2 separate regions of the Mus musculus genome follow, and region 2 is linked to region 1. Evidence: chromatin contacts called from ENCODE Hi-C or POLR2A ChIA-PET data. All regions are on one chromosome and are shown on one strand. Each heading gives the region's core, a stretch centred on a gene start or an enhancer-like site at or near the end of the contact. The rest is flanking DNA. Distances are from core to core; before and after follow the strand shown.

Evidence for each region. Hi-C counts contacts between places; a loop is a spot of excess contacts on that map. ChIA-PET counts read pairs that join two places held with the same protein, here RNA polymerase II (POLR2A).
Region 2: a loop to region 1 is called in a map of v-Abl transformed pro-B cells, with 4 times the contacts of the local background. The contact joins the promoter of Lratd2 here to the promoter of Trib1 in region 1. A Hi-C loop is called at or near these places in 2 of 37 maps with a recorded cell type or tissue (both v-Abl transformed pro-B cells). POLR2A ChIA-PET finds 5 or more read pairs at or near these places in 1 of 5 experiments (Patski).

Annotation. Positions count from the first base shown.
Region 1 is chr15:59,647,027-59,652,096 of GRCm38, reverse strand. It overlaps Trib1 (tribbles pseudokinase 1), which reads right to left and starts at 3,443. Exons shown (of 3, transcript NM_144549.4): 1 at 2,575-3,443; 2 at 326-618. The coding sequence starts at 2,934.
Region 2 is chr15:60,821,168-60,826,411 of GRCm38, reverse strand. It overlaps Lratd2 (LRAT domain containing 1), which reads left to right and starts at 1,332. Exons shown (of 2, transcript NM_001162926.1): 1 at 1,332-1,898; 2 at 2,421-5,244. The coding sequence starts at 2,517. The coding sequence ends at 3,449. 9930014A18Rik (RIKEN cDNA 9930014A18 gene) reads right to left here and starts at 3,447. Exons shown (of 3, transcript NR_030696.1): 1 at 1,629-3,447.

The DNA of each region.
Region 1 (5,070 bases), core at 2,194-4,693:
AAACCTGAGCCTGAGACAGGGGCAGGAAGGGCATCCTGTCAACAGGTAGCATCAAGAAAAGCACCAACACACCTCTAGGCTTCCCTATGCTGCGTCCAATAGAGCAGAGAATAAACTGGGGTTGGCCATCACTTCCCAGATGCAGGACTTAGTACTAACAGCAGAGAAGACCTGAGCCCTTGGGTTTATCTTGCACCTAAAGGCATGACCTGTGCCTTTGGGGGTTTTGTTTCATTTTGTTTGTTTGTTTCATTGTTTGGGGGGGTGGGGATTGTTGCTGCTGTTGTTCCAAAAGGCCACCAGAAGTGCTGTGTCAGCTGCCTACCTCTCCTCGGTGGAGAAGACGAACTTCCTGAGCTTCAGGTCCCCCAGCACGATGGCCGACTGGTGGCAGTGGGCGACGGCGGAAACAATCTGCTTGAAGAGCCGAGCGGCCTCCTCTTCCCGAAGCCGTTTTCGGCTCCGCACATAGGAGTGCATGTCTCCAAAGTCCTTCTCGAAGAAGACGTAGGCCTTGCTCTCACCAAGGAGCACCTCCACAATGCCAGTGATGTTGCTATGGGACGGCAGCTGGATGTAAGGCCTGATTTTGTCCTGGTAGTGTTTAATGGGGAATTCCTGTGGGGAGAAAAGTGACCTGTTTAAGGAATGAGAAAGACAGAGGGCCCGCCTCCAAGGTCCTATCTGAAGCTGGGCTGGAGTTCTCCATCTTTGGGCTTTCAATGGCAATAAGCCCCATTCATATATTCTTTTCTGGGTAGCCCCTCAGAGCTCCAGCTGTTAGGATACCCTTACAACAAACCAGCTACACTTTGGGATCTGGGCTAGCACACTCCCAGAGCCCACCCCCTACTGTAGGGTGACTAGAAGAACTCCCTTCTGCAAATGCTTTTGTCTTTTAGGGGGCCATCAGCTCCTGGGAGCCAAGCAAGCCCAGCTCCCTGCTGTAGCTCTTCCTAGCAGACAGTAAGTAGCTAGGGGAAGGTACCCCCGGCATCCCTAAGAGTGAAAAATCAACAGCTAAACATGCATGCATCTCCTGCGAACCCAGGAGGCTCAGCAGAGCACAGTCAAAGAATGTGGTGACTTTGCAGCCTCCACGGGAAGCTGAGGCAGCAAACACGCAGAGCTGTCATTAGTCAGAAGGAACTGATGACTTGGAAGGAGAGACTGACAAAGCGGCCTTATGCAGCCTGCCTATGGCTGAGACTCAGGTGGAAGCAGCCTGTAGTTACCTTCTTACAGGAGAGGATAGGCACCTCTATAGGTCTTCTCTTTTTTCCTGTTTGTTTCCTCGACCCCCATCCACCCTGGTTGGCCCCCCTCCCCAGAACGGGTAGCAAATCCTCTAAGAAGCTGGCTGGTCTCTTTAAGGGCCTTTTGTTCAGCCCGGTTACTCATATCCTAGACGCAACTGGAAATGGTGACACACGGGCTGTCACCATCTGGATTCGGCTATTATCTGCTCAGAGGAACTGGAAGGGGTTGCACAATGACCCAGACCAACCCCACCTCTGAGGTGGCTGCTCTAGTACCAACTTGGGAAAAAAATATATATCTGCTGCCTTCTCCTCCCGCCCCATCCGTTTCTCTCCCAAAACTGTTCTCATCCACCAAGAAGAAAGAGTTTCTCTCTGTGCTTGACCACGCATCAGAGATTTCACGAGAGTGGACAGTAGGTGGCAGCAGCAAACGGAGAGGTGGGGCGCTCACGTTGGGGGGGGGGGGGGGCGGAGGGGGGCTTTCAGGTGAGTTGTTGGAAACCCAGATGCCACTTTTAACTGCAGGAGAATGAAAGGAGTCAGTGGGGCTCTCAATGGCCCAGAGATGGGGTGTCCGGCTCACGAAGAGCACACTGCGAAGCAGTCCTGGGCTACGCGCTCTCCCAGACCGGCCATCCTGTATCTAGTTGTACTCCTGTTAATGTTGCAATGAAAATCGCCGGCTCAAACTAAAGCAAGTGGAAGCGAGCCTCTGGAAGTTTTCCAATACTCCGATGCTGGCCAGAAGCCTTCCCACGCTTAAGACCACCCCATCCCAACACTTCCTGGGGTGGGCTGTATGCTGGTCCCAACAGGAGTTCAAGCCCAGAAACCCCTAGGTAAAAAGAAGCCCGACTTGGTCTATACAGAACCCATGCCGCGAGCCTCGCGCAAAGAGCTTGCCAGTTGCTCCAAGTCCCGAGGAGGCACACACTGCAGGGCGTCCTTCCAGGACAGGGGGAGGAGGGGGATGAGAGCAGGGCAATGGCATGGCCCTGGAACCCATTGCAATTCCAAACTTAAATGGAACGCCACGCGCTAGCAATACAGAGCGCCAAAGAAAAGAACAGAGATAAAAGAACTGAACCCTGCACTTCCTCTAGACCGCCTAACCCTCACCAAAAAACACTCCACAGGAAAGCACTCAACCTCCAAAAACACGAAGCTGACCAAAATACCCTCCTTATCCAACTAAACGCCCTTATCTGCTCTGCCAAACCCAAGCGCTGGCGGGACTGTGATCCCGGTGGGCCGGAACCTAGGCACTTCTGTGGACGATCCAGACCCGCAACCTCCGCCCCAGGATGCTTACCTTGCAGCGCAGCTCGCGGCCGGTGTGGATGCACAGTGCCCGGGACACATGCTCGCGCTCAGCTAGGGGTAGCAGCAGGTAGTCGGCGATTCGGCTGGGCCCGGGTGAGCTCACACAGCTGCCGCCGGTCCCCTGCGTGGAGGGCGGAGGCTGAGGGCTGCAGGGCGAGCCAGGGGGACTGAGGTAGTCGGGGGGACTCGAGCACTCAGAGAGGCGCGGACACTTGGCCGCCACTGCCCCCGCGTCGTCCGTGTCCAGCAGGCGTTTGGCCGGGGTTCCCCGGGCAGCCGGAAACAGTAGACCCGGACCGCGGGGCTGCGAGGCGCCGCTCAGGGCAAAACGCACGGGACCGACCCGCATCGCGGCCCTGGCCGGAGCGGCCCCGGCTTTGTAAATCCCTGGATCTGCGCTGTGACTTCTTCCAGTCGGCGGGATGGAGTTTGCAGATAGAGCTTGGATCGGTCCCCAAGAGGAGCCGTTCCAGGACGCTGGCGTTGTCCACCAGAACCACGTTGGCCACGCGTCCAAGGGTGGGAGGCCGGCTAAGGTCTCCAGACCCCCACAGGCACCAGGTCTGGGCGCCTCGTTGGCGGTGGCCGCCGCTATTGTTGCCGAGGCTGTGGATAGTCCGGGACGTGGAGACGGCCCGAGTTCCCGGGTGTTGAGCCTCGAGGACAGGATTCCACAGGCTCCTCGGCTTCTCCGAGCAAACGCACTTCCCAAAGCAATTAGTCTGGCGTAAAAGCCGGTACAACTTTTCCGCGCCGCTCGGAATCCTGCGCGCTCCTGGGCTCCAGGCGTGTGAGCGAGCGAGACGCGCTCCAGGAGAGAGAGAGAGAGTGACCGACTATGAGTGTGTGTGCCGCACTGATCCCGGCCAGTGCACTCCTTCTCCTTTTCCTCCACCTCCTCCGCCTCCCGGTGACTCACGCTGTATACACACACACACTCACAGCCCGGGCTGTGTAAACAGTTGGGAAGCCGGGTTGTGCAATGAGGTGGCTGCGACGACTCCGGCCCCGTCGCCCGGCTTGCAGTCACCGGAGCGGAGGGAGGAGACTAGGGGGGAGGGGAGGTGGAGTTGGAGGCTGGAACTGTAAGGGGTGGCTGGAGGCCTGGGGATGCTCCTGACCGCGCGCGCCGAGGCGCAGGTGGGAACGTCCTGGGACGCCTTGGGCGCGCGCACACGCCCCCCGGGTTGGGCTGGGCAGCAGGCTGCGCGCGCCCCACCGCAGGCCCGCGGGCCCGTAGCCCAGGGAGGGGGCGGAGGCAAAGCTCCCGTGACGTCAGGTTCCCGGGGAAGTGGGCGGGAGGGGCGGGGCAGCAGGGGCGAAACGACCGCTGATTGGTGCGCGCGCATCATTCACACAACACAATGGAGCACCGAGCTCCCGGCGGCCGCGCGCGCACCTCCTGGCTGCGCACCGGCAGCTGGCTGAGACCCAGTGGTCACGCCTTTATCCTAGTGGGTCCCCCCCTCCCCGCCGTTCTGCACTTTGGGGAGCTCCCGGTGGAGCTGTGGGCGCCGTCGAGTCGCGGCTGCAGCCGGAGGAAGGGGCGAGAGGAAAGGTGATGAATTCCATTATCAGTCATTCACCCCCACGCGGTAGTTCCGGGGAAGACCTGTGCGTGGTAGTGAATGTGGCTTTTTTTTTCTTCCCCTCTTTTCCTGCCCCCTCCCAACTCTAATCCCCAGCGTCTGTTCGCTTCCACAAATAGAACCTTCTGTTGGATGAAATAAAAGCAAACACTGGGCCTTCTGCTCTGCCTCCACCTCCACGCCCCTCCCGCGCCTGCCGCCCGCCCGGATTGCACGGAAATAGCCTCTCCAAGCTCCTGGGCCGCCCCTTCGCGGTGACTCGCCGAAAGAGCTTCCTGAGCTCCGGCCGGTGGGAAACAAAGGATGTGGGGAACTGGCGGAAGGGGCCCACGTGGCTGGCGCCAGATTCCTGTCCCCTCCCGCCTGCAATGCGCGCCCGAGGGTCTAGGGCGCCAGTGCGGCCAGGAGTATTGGATACTGGGGTACGGGTCATTCTATTCACTGCCAGGGATACCATCTGCACGCGGACAAGGTCGCATGTATACTTTCATATAGTTTGAGTTGTGTGCTCTTGAAACTGGCTGACCTTGCTCCCTGGAAACAGCTTGCAGTCACATTTTGTGTTGCTGGGTTTTGTTTGGTCCCCCCCCCCCCCACTTCTTTCGCAAACCAGGTCAGTTTGGAGTCTCTGGATCCTCACTTAGCATAGATGCCTATTATCAAAATCCTTTCTTGCAATTATGCTGAATAATTAATTTTCTAAAACCAGGTCAAACCCAAGAATAAATCCTTTTCATCATTAATTCTCCAGTCATTCAACAAACGCTAATTAAGCATCTCCAAGGGTTAGTTAGGCGCTGGGGATTAGGAGACTTAAATTGAGACAGTAATGATAATTGGCATCAGTTGTGGCCCAGGGGCGTGCGGGCTCCTTACTCTGATTATTTTGCATACGT
Region 2 (5,244 bases), core at 83-2,582, 1.2 Mb before region 1:
GGGGCAAACTGGCCCACAGTGTCTGGCAGAAGGTCTCACCACTCAACAGCCAAATTCTATGTGTAACACTCATCTCTGTGCTCACATGGTAGGAGTGATGGCTCCTGGAGCACGTTACTCAAATGTCCAGGAACCACTCTCCTAACCTCATATATCTCCAGCCAATCAGAACATATTGAAATTAAACCTTTAGGATACACACCGACCTCTCGTTTGGTGTAGCTTATACTGTGATCTTAGGCTTGCTGAAGGACTAACTTCCATCAGAGCCTTGACAATATTGATTGTTTTGGCTTAAAGGTACATAAGTAGATTGATTTTTGTTTCTGCTTTCAAACTAAAAAGGATCATAGTAGTGTTAGTATATTCCTGTTTCCACTGGTTGGTATGCACAGAATGAATAAATAATGTTACTTGGAAAAATTCAGTCGATGGAAAACAAGGTGCAGGTCTTGAATTGCACTGTTAACTGGCTAGGGTGCTTCCTAAGATTGTCTATTTCTGTTCTGACCCACTATTTAGAAGAAGGAGGGGAGAGGAGAAGGAGGAGGAAAGAAGAAGGAAGAGGAGGGGGAGGGGGAGAGGAGGGGTAGGAGGGGAGAGGAAGGGGAAGGGGAAGGAGGAGGAGGAGCAGTAGTAGCAGCAGCAACAAAAATCACTTTAGTAGTTTAGGTCTGGGGTAGAGAAATGACCCCAGCAGGGAAGAAAGTGTCCTCTTGAGGAGGTTAATAACCAACAAGGCTGTCACTTCCCTCAGGAGGAAGGAAATATATTCACCAGGAGTCTCTGCTAATTTGTTTTTAATTTAAGGACAATTAAGCAACTCTACACCCCCATCCCATTTCTGCATGCTTTCTCTCACAACTAGAAAAGAAATCTAAAACAAAGAAGGCTGTGAAGTTAATGTTGAGTTTACTTGGAGGGACACCTAACAGTCATTAGGGATTTGAGGAGCTAGTCAACTAAGTCCTGTATTATACTGCTTCCTCTTTCTGAATTATTATTATTATTATTATTTACTATCCAAAATTATTACTTGCTCTGGAAACAGGTTTTAGCTGATGTGTTTCTTGAACTGTTGCAGCACAGACTACTTTAGGTTATAAAAACGTTCTGATAAGAAAAGTCTGTCTCTCTTTCTTTAGATACTCCATCTAAGAAGAAATGGAAGGAGAAGAGGAAGAAAGACCAACATTTCACCACTTGCATTTCTATACTGGCAGGTGGCGTCTTGCTTCCAACTTCTCAGAACCCCAACTCAGCATAACAGAAAGGCAAGGGGGCTCAGGGCGGTAGAGGAAGCCTGCTCCCGTGGGAGGTACACTATTTACCAGCCCGATTTAAACCCGCTACGGAGGGGGCACGGTCCTGGAAGGGCGGAGCAGCCCTAGTGGGCGGGGCGGGGGCGGGGCTCCGAGGGACTAAGCTGGGTACAGGAAAGACCGGAGCTCTCAGAGCCACGTCTGTCTCTTTAAATGCCACGGGCTGCACTCCCGCCCGGGAGCCCCGAGCCGGATCTACAATCCCGTCCCTCCCGCTCCGGCGCTTGTTGCTCGCCTAGCCCGAGCGGGAGCTGCGGCCCCCGGGAAACCCAGCTAGCTCCTTCGGCTTCCCTCCTCGTGCCCCACCTTCCTGGAAATCTGCGTGAGGGGTCGTGCAGCAACGATCGTGAACAGGCATTGCCCCCCATCTTCAAGTCTTGGGGCTCTACACAACCGCGGGGGGCGGCGAGGGAGAAATGCGTCCTTCCCCGAAGCCCAGCTTCGCCTTGGTCTGCGCTGGGAGAGGAGGCACTGCGGAGCCCACACCTGCGAACTCGCCCTAGAAGTCTCGGGTGCGGCAGGGTGCCCCTCCCGGTCCCCTAGGGCTTCTACCTCTCGGGGAGAGAGTCCGCGCAGGTAATCTGAACCCCAGGGCAGGCGCGCGGGGGAGGGGCCGACGAGCCGCAGTGACTTGCGGCAGGTGAGTCTAGTCCGGAGGCTCACCTGCCACCTCCACGCCAAGGTAGCCTAGCAGGTTCTTGGGGGTGCAGACATTGAAGGACGTCAAAGGGCTAGTTAGGATCCGGAGTGGGAGGGGAAGTTAGGAAAGAGAAGGAAATTGGAATAAAGTTTCTATTTCCTTCCCTCCCCCACTCCTGCCCAGGGTTGGCAGGTAGGGCGCGGGCGGAAGCTGTCGGAGCTGCTGATGCAATGGCTTTGGCTGGGTCCAGGTGATAGCTGGAGGAAGGGGAAAGCTGGAGTGGCCATGTCTCCAGTGATCGTGACCTTAGTGGTGTAGAAACGCGAGGAAGCACGTCCCCCAGACTTCTCCTAAAATGGCTCCAGGTGCTCGGGCCCCTACCGGTTCTTTTTCAAGAAACAAACGTCTTTTTCTGGAGTGGCACCTACAAACATCTCCCTCGTCTTCTCTTCCAACAGGTGGCTTTAGCCCCTGCCCGGGCACCAGTGCCAATGACTCTGACGGTGGTTTCGCTTTCTCCTCTTGAAGTCTTGTGAACGAGAGTCCACAGCGTAATGGGCAACCAGGTGGAAAAACTGACCCACCTAAGTTATAAGGAAGTTCCCACGGCCGACCCGACCGGCGTGGATCGAGACGATGGGCCCCGCATCGGAGTCTCTTATATTTTCTCCAATGACGACGAGGATGTGGAACCTCAGCCACCGCCCCAGGGGCTTGATGGCGGAGCTTTGTCCGACTCCGGGGATCGGCCTCCCCTGCCCCCGCCGCAGCCCTACGACCCGCGGCAGCACGAGGTGGAATGCTCGGTGTTTTATCGTGATGAGTGCATCTATCAGAAAAGCTTCGCGCCAGGATCGGCGGCTCTGAGCACCTACACACCGGAGAACTTGCTCAACAAGTGCAGTCCGGGTGACCTGGTGGAGTTTGTATCGCAGGCTCAATACCCGCACTGGGCTGTCTACGTGGGCAATTTCCAGGTGGTGCATTTGCACCGGCTGGAGGTGAGCAACAGCTTCCTGACCGATGCGAGCCAGGGCCGGCGCGGCCGCGTGGTCAACGATCTGTATCGCTACAAGCCACTGAGCCCTAGCGCTGTAGTGCGCAACGCGCTGGCCCACGTGGGCGCCAAGGAGCGCGAGCTCAGCTGGCGCAACTCCGAGAGCTTTGCGGCCTGGTGCCGCTATGGCAAACGCGAGTTCAAGATCGGTGGCGAGCTGCGCATCGGCAAGCAGCCCTACCGTTTGCAGATTCAGCTCTCGGCTCAGCGCAGCCACACTCTCGAGTTCCAGAGCCTGGAGGACTTGATCATGGAGAAGCGGCGCAACGACCAGATCGGACGCGCGGCGGTGCTACAGGAGCTCGCCACGCACCTGCACCCGGCTGAGCCGGATGAGGGCGACAGCGACGCGACTCGGACTACACCGTCCCCCCTGCGTCCCCCAGCATCGGGCTCCGAGGAGGAGAACGGAGACTCGGTCGTGCACTGATACTTGAACTGGGCTCAGAGCTACAAAAGGAAGCTGTTTGCTGCAGCCACGCCCTCTTCCTCCCGCTCTTCTCCCCCCCCCAACACTTGGGCCCCATTTAGTATTCCTGGGCCTTTTGGAAAAAGCGGAGTTGGTGAAATGTACTGCAGGCTTTGGACAGGGGAGGAGGAAGGGGACTTAGGGAGCAGGTAGGATTGGCTGGTGGGTGGCCATGGGATGCTTTTTCTTCAGGCCCTCTCAGTCCACCTTCCTTTCCCAGGTGGGGTAAAGTGGGAACTTGCTTGCGGCTTCAACCCTATCAGATCTGGGACCAAATTTAACCCTTCGTATACAAGCAGGCTTGGGGGAAATCTCAGAGCACATTTGCCCTGCATTCTGTCTCTCTGGATCCCTCACTACACTCAGCTTGGAGGATGCAGGGTACAAAGGCCGGAGAGGATTGGGGAGGAGCCGCTTCGGGTCTGCTGGGAGAACTGCTTATCTGCTTCCCCCGCTGAGCTGTGCTTGGGATCCTAGAAGCTGGAGTGATTTATTTTTATGGGATTCCCGGGGCACAAGGCTGCTGAAACTACAAGATCTGGGATCAGCAGACCAAAACCAAACAGCCCCGTATTAAGTGCAGCAAATACTTTAGCAAACTCAGGCTACAGGCTACAAAAGGATTTCACTACCTCCCCCTCCCTATCCCCAAGTACCTCCTCTTGGGAAGCTGGCTCTAAGCGGAGTCTTTGGCTTAGACTCCAATTCCTTCCCCCGGTTACAAGTAAATCATTGTCAAGGGCCAGCCAGGGAAAGGATTCAATTAAGGTGCCATTCTGCCTCCTGTGTTTTTGGCCTGCTGTTGTGGACTCTTAGAGCTATGGTGTTGTTATCAGGGGAGGCAATAGCCCTTTGTGTCTCTGATCTAATTAAACCTGTTTGGCGTGTTCATCTGCAGGTCACAGATGGGGTTGGCTTGTGCCACCCCATAAAGTATCCTCTAGGGAATCAACCAGTGCTACCCTGGAAAGAATTAAATCTCTCCTTGTCCCCTTGCTAAGTGGTGAAAGTAACCCTTTAAAAACCAAGCTGGACCTAGGGTTCGTTTTGCTTTTTGTTTTTCTCTCCCTGGTCTCCCTTCCTCGACAGACAGTTGCTGTGGTAGGGTGAGGGTTACTTTGCCATCCATGATGGGTGAAGTTTAAAGTACAAAGTCTTGTCATATGTACCCAATTTCTTTGTGGCTTGGAGAACATCCGATTCAGAACCCTTTACTAAGGGTGGTGGCATCAGACACAGATCCCATGTAGTACTGTCAGAAGAGATTTGATGACAGTCCCAAACGTAGGTTGGTGGTGGCGGCATTCGGACAGGCTGAAGAGGTAGCAATTGTGTCTGCAACTGAACTTCCGTGCACTTTAGTACAAGGCTTTAAGACTGCGACAGCCTGGTGCCTGAACCGAAGGCAGACCTTTGACTGCCGAGGGCTTATAGGCAGTCTGTCAACTGCTTTCAAAAACTGAGCATACTTAAAGGCCTTTGCTGCTTCCACCAGTTTTTATAACACTGGAACTAGTTCTTAGATTGGAACAAAATCTTACTTGAGTGTCCTGAAGCCACGGTCATTGTTGGGCTTCTTGCTTGGGGAATCTTTGAACTCCCCCTCCCCCCTTTTTTTAATAAGCCTAAATCTTCATAGTACCTCAGTATGAAACGGTTTCGTTAGTTATAAAGGCATCAAATGCTCTTTCTGCTTTTATAATGCTTACCAAGCAAGTCCTTGTTCTTTGAATGTCAAAGATGAGCTACCTACACA